Linked DNA regions of Homo sapiens: region 1 is linked to region 2. Evidence: read pairs that join two places in POLR2A ChIA-PET (ENCODE). Cell type or tissue: endothelial cell of umbilical vein. All regions are shown on one strand. Each heading gives the region's core, and the rest is flanking DNA. Links, peaks and the distances in the headings are about the cores only.

The links. Peaks named below come from ENCODE experiments on the same cell type or tissue, not always from the same donor. Only the 100,000 strongest peaks of a DNase experiment are listed, where the experiment ranks them.
Region 1: POLR2A ChIA-PET joins it to region 2 with 5 read pairs; 2 of 35 experiments call an interaction of 5 or more read pairs at or near these places.

Annotation. Positions count from the first base shown.
Region 1 is chr17:19,726,778-19,729,684 of GRCh38, reverse strand. No RefSeq gene overlaps it. Among named protein-coding and RNA genes, the nearest start is that of SLC47A2, 12 kb to the right of the region's middle. In endothelial cell of umbilical vein, for the core only: no CTCF peak of the experiment used is centred there; DNase peaks (open chromatin) are centred at 1,444 and 2,054.
Region 2 is chr17:19,583,699-19,586,605 of GRCh38, reverse strand. It overlaps the pseudogene SLC47A1P1. Among named protein-coding and RNA genes, the nearest start is that of SNORA59B, 28 kb to the right of the region's middle. In endothelial cell of umbilical vein, for the core only: no CTCF peak of the experiment used is centred there; no DNase peak of the experiment used is centred there.

The DNA.
Region 1 (2,907 bases), core at 184-2,683, 140 kb before region 2:
TGCAACTGTGAAAGTCAAGAACTCCCTGTCGGCCGGGAGCGGTGGCTCACGCCTGTAATGCCAGCACTTTGGGAGGCTGAGGCGGGCGGATCACTTGAGGTCAGGAGTTTGAGTCCAGCCTGGCCAACATGGTGAAACCCCGTCTCTACTAAAAATACAAAATTAGCTGGGCGTGGTGCTGCACACCTGTAGTTCCAGTTATTTGGGAGGCTGAGGCAGGAGTATCGCTTGAACCTGGGAGCTGGAGGTTGCAATGAGCCGAGATCTTGCCATTGCACTCCAGCCTGGGCAACAAGAGCAAAACTCCATCTCAAACAAACAAAACCTTCCTGTCATGGGCTCAATCCAAGGGAAGCTGGGACTGGGAAGCTGGCACTGCCATCACCACTGTAACTGCTTCTTGACACTCACAGAAGCGGCTGCTGGATAAGAGATCACTAGTGCAGGAAACCCAGCAACCAAAGCAGCCAACTCTTTTTTTTTTTTTCTTTTTTTTGAGACAGAGTCTCCCTCTGTCACCCAGGCTGGAGTGCAGTGGCTTGATCTCAGCTCACCACAACCTCCGCCTCCTGGGTTCGAGTGATTCTCCTGCCTCAGCCTCCCCAGTAGCTGGGATTACAGGCGCCTGCCACCACGCCCGGCTAATTAATTTTTTTTTTTTTTTAGTAGAGACAGGGTTTCAGCATGTTGGTCAGGTTGGTCTCAAACTCCTGACCTTGTGATCTACCCTTCTCGGCCTCCCAAAGTGCTGGGATTACAGGCGTGAGCCACCGCGCCTGGCCCGAAGCAGCCAACTCTCACACAAGTGCATCTGAAGTGCAGAACTTCATTCTTCCCTGGAACCCTGCCCCAGGGGAGTCTGGGAAATGTGGGTTTTAGCTGCTGCTGCATAGAGAGCTGTGAGCAGGAGGTGGAAGGGAAGCTGAGGGCCAAGTGATCGATCATACCCAACCATGTGAACGTGGGTGGCTGGCCCACCCCCGGGCCTATCTTTCAGCTACTAATTGGTTACCTCAGTGTTTGCCTCCTAGGGTTGGTGTGGATTAAATGAGATTGTGCAGGTAAAGCACTTGCGCCTAATCGGGGGCTAATGAATATTAGTTCTTATTATTTCCAATACTTTTTCCTTCTAGCTCTGTGGTTCTCCAAGCCTGAGCTGCTCAGACCTCTGAAATGGGCCCCAGAGGTCACTGGAGAGTTTGCAGAAGGTTCAGAAAGAATAGTCCTGAGAGGGATGACCCAGGCCCCTGCCTGCCTGGACACACCACTGTCTGCGCCCAGGCCTCTCTCTCAGCTATGCCAAGCAGCCGCTGATTCTCCAGCCAAGGGTGTTATATAAGCTTCATCTTTTCCTTTGTTTACAGGAAATTTTGAAAACACCAACTGGGCTTGGCCTGAGCTCCTTCATTCCTAAAGGCAACAGAAATTGTTTGGGCAGGAGAGGCAGCCACACGCAAAGCAGCTGCCCTGGCACAGGGCCAGGCCTTGCAGGACAGGCAGCTGCTGGCAATCGTGAGGTCAGGCACTCTTGTCGTTCAGGGCCAGGATCTGCGGTGCCTGGGGGAAGCCGTGTACTTCTGGATGTGCAGCTTTCACCCACACCCATTGGGCCCTGCCTTGGTTTCCCTGCCTGATGCTGCAGTTCTCTGCCATGATGGCAGCTCTCCACCCTGCCAGACCCTGCCTCTGGGAGGCCTGGGATGACCTGGGAGCACTTTCTAGGGTTCTGCCAACAGCTCAGACAGATCTCAGCCTCTTAGCAGAGCAGGAGGAGTAGGAGGCACCTCAGCCTGGGTGGGGTGGGAGGACAAGGGCAGATGGGAAGGAGATATCCCCTCTTCTCTGCTTTGACCCACGCTTCTAAGTGGACAGGTGGGGGAAAGCTCACACCCTTCGTTTCCTCACATGACAATGGGGCTGTGCAGGTGCCAAGCTTCCCGAACAACTGCCTTGCCCATCCTAGGAAAGTTGCCTAGGCCTGGTCCCCGGGAACTGCTTTAATGGAACATCTTCTATTTGAGCCAGGGCCAGACATGATCTCACAAGTCCTCATGTGATCTGCTGGGAAACAAATGTTTGTTGCTGGTAACTTGTGCTTGAGCAAGACAACAGCTCTCTGTTTCCCAAGGCTTGTATGCCTGATAGAAGTTTACAGGGTAGCTGACTGGTAGAAATTGGCACCAGGAGTAGAAGTTTCTACCAGAAATTCCCAACTGGATTTTCTACACCTTCCCTACCTTGGGAAGGCAAAGGGGTGAGGACAGAGAGACCTAGCCCCGGCTAGACACCCTGACAGTAGGAAGGCTGGGCCTTCCTGACCATTCTGACACTGAGTTCTTTTTCAGGCCAACAGTTGCTAGACAGACAGAAAAAAATATTTTCTTTCTAGTTCTGCTCCTAAACCTGTGCTCACTATGATGTAAGTTGGAGAGGTTTTTCCATAAGCACACATACTGTTACTCCTCTATCCAGTGTCCATGGCAGACATTACAAGTTGATCACCGCACTCTTGTTTGCTTTGCTGAATCCGCTGAATTCACAATATAGCAATGCAGTACAACAGAGTAGAACTGGCAGGCTGGAGAAAAGCTATCTGTCATCCCAGATGAAGTAGAAAGGATGTGCACTTGGATAGGAGACAGACTCAGCCTCATATTCTGAGTCTGCCACTTTCTAGCAGTGTGACCTTGGGCAAGTACTTTCTTTCTCTGAGCTTCAATCCTGTCATTTGTAAAATGGGAATAAGTATATCTGCCTGAAAAGGTTGGCATTAAATGAGATTAAATGAGATGTGTCTCGTGCTGCACAATTAGCACATAATGGAGGCTCCGATTCCTACATATATCATTACATCATCACATACACTCCTACACACCATTCAGACGTATTCTGTGGGGAATTTGTAGA
Region 2 (2,907 bases), core at 103-2,602:
CCTGGTGTGGCAGACCTTCAGGGGACGACGCCAGTTCAGGGTCGCATCAGACAGCTCCCTCTTCATGGAGGAACCTCAACAAGCTTGTCTCTAAAGGGCAACTCAACAGATGTATGCTGTATTTTAGATCAAATGGGTGTCTACATCTATCCTTATTGATTACTGAACAAAAGTGTACCTTCTAACTAAAGGATGATAACCACCTTGTGTCAACTGGGGAAATATTAAACCTAGTTTTTCTTAAACAGTATAGCACATTATAATTTCTATATTTAAGGTTAAATTGTGGGCCAGGTGCGGTGGCTCATGTCTGTAATCCCAGCACTTTGGGAGGCCGAGGCAGGTAGATCACTTGTGGCCAGGAGTTTGAGACCAGCCTGACCAACATGGTGAAACCCCATGTCTACTAAAAATACAAAATTGGCCGGGCATGGTGGCGGGCGCCTGTAATCCCAGTTACTCGGGAGGCTGCGGCAGGAGAATCACTTGAACCCCGGAGGTGGAGGTTGCAGTAAGCCAAGATCATACCATTGCACTCTAGCCTGGGTGACAGAGTGAGACCCTGTCTCAAAAAAAATAAAAAATAAATAAAGTTAAGTTGTGGTTAACATCTAAAGGTGATGCCCCGATCTGCCAGTAGGATGTGCATTTAGTAATAATAACAGCAAACTTTTATTGAGCACATACTATGTGCCAGGCACTGTCCTAAGCCCCTCATGTGCATAGTGCTAGGACAACTCGTCTCATTTTTTGTTTTGGGTAACCTGAGTTACACAAAGTGTATGTCCCTTGCCCAAGTTACTCAGATGGTGACCTAAGTCTGGGAAGTCTGGCTCCAGATCCCAAGCTTTAGTCCTCCAGTGAGGAACAGGACTAGTTGTGTCACCCTCTTGACCAGACCTCACCCAGTCCCTGACAATTAAGGGCACATAGAGTAGCCTGCAGGTAGGGTGCAGGAGGCATTCAGGACGAGGGGCTGAAAGACCCTCATTTGCGTCCTGGGTCTCACGGTTACTGGTGATGGCAGCCCCAGGTGAGTTAGCTTCTTCACTGACCACGACTCTGGCTTGATAAACACAAACTCCAGCCCCACCACATAACTGACAGGCCATACATGTACTGCCCAGCGGGACCCCATGAGACCAGGGTCTCCATCTAACCGTGCCCCAGGAGGGCTGTGGCACAATGAGGATTTACCCACACAGCAACACTGAATTCCAGCCAGGGCAGAGGGGCATGACTAAAGCTCCCAAACCCCTCGGACTGCCAGGAAAACAGAAAGGTAAAGCATGCTAATTTATGAAGTTTTGTGTTTTAAAAAGTCACACAGAGCTGGGCACGGCGGCTCATGCCTGTAATCCCAGCACTTTGGGAGGCCGAGGTGGGCAGATCACTTGAGGCCAGGAGTTCAAGAGCAGCCCGGACAACATGGCAAAACCCCATCTCTAGAAAATACAAAAATTAGCCAGGAGTGGTGGTATGCACCTGTAGTCCCAACTACTCAGGAAGCTGAGGCACAAGAATTGTTTGAACCTGGGAGGCAGAGGTTGCAGTGAGCCAAGACTGCGCCCCTGCACTCTAGCCTGGGCAACAGAGCAAGACTCTGTCTCAAAAAAAAAAAATATGTCACATAGGAGTGTAGGGGGATGGGGGGGATAGGGAGAGATGTGTTAAAGGATACAAAGTTACAGTTAGGCAGAAGGAATAGGCTCCTGTGTTCCACCACACTGCAGGGTGACTGCAGGAAACAATCACAGATAGCTTCAAATAGCTGGAAGGATACTGAAGCCTGGGCAACATGACCAGACCCCATCTTTACAAAAATTTTAAAAATTAGTTGGACATTGGCCGAGTGTGGTGGCTCACGCCTGTAATCCCAGCACTCTGGGAGGCTGAGGCAGGTGGATCACCTGAGGTCAGGATTTCGAGACCAGCCTGGCCAATACGGTGAAACCCTGTCTCTACTAAAAATACAAAAATTAGCTGGGTGCGGTGGCACATGCCTGTAGTCCCAGCTACTCAGGAGGCTGAGGCAGGAGAATCGTTTGAACCCAGGAGATGGAGGTTGCAGTGAGTCACTGCACTCCAGCCTGGGTAACAGAGTGAGACTCTGTCTCAAAAAAAAAAATTTTTTTTGCTGGACTTGGTGGCACACAACTGTGGTTCTAGCTACTTAGAAGGCTGAGGTGGGAGGATCACTTGAGCCCAGGGGTTTGAGGCTGCAGTGAGCTATGATTGCACCACTGCACTCCAGCCTGGGTGACAGGGCAAGATCCTGTCTCAAAAAAAAAAAAAAAAAAGAAATAAAAGAAAAGAAGATATTGAATATTCCCAACACAGAGAAATGAGAAATGTGTTACTCTCCCCCGGGGCTCAGTCTACCCATGTAAAGCAGGACCATGGCCTTGGGCCCCGTGGCTTCTGCTGTCACAAGCTTTTATCAAACTGAGCTCTGACGTTAGACCTCTCGCTTACAACACACAACTTTATAAAAGATAGAACAAAAATTGCTACTCTGTCTCTGGCGACAAGCAGCCCAGAACACCACGCTCCATGTCATGGTGTCTGCCTTCTGAAGGTCAAGGGGAATGTGGCTGAGGCTCAGTACCCAGGCCCGCCCTTCCGCTGAATCAAGGCTTCCATAAAACCTCAGCACAGTTTCCATCCTATCCCATGCCAACTCACCCCTGGCTCCCAGCTTTTCCACCCATGTTTCTTTGACCCAATTCTAACAGCTATTTATTTATCCTTCTTTTAGGGAAGTATTTGTGTAAACTGGTTCAAATTCTTCGTGGAACAAGGTGGACTATAAATAAATGTTCCTTTATTTAAAAAAAAAAAACACATTTTTATTAGTCCTTTTATACTATGAACATTTTTCCAAAGGTAAAAAATTTTGTTTTCACA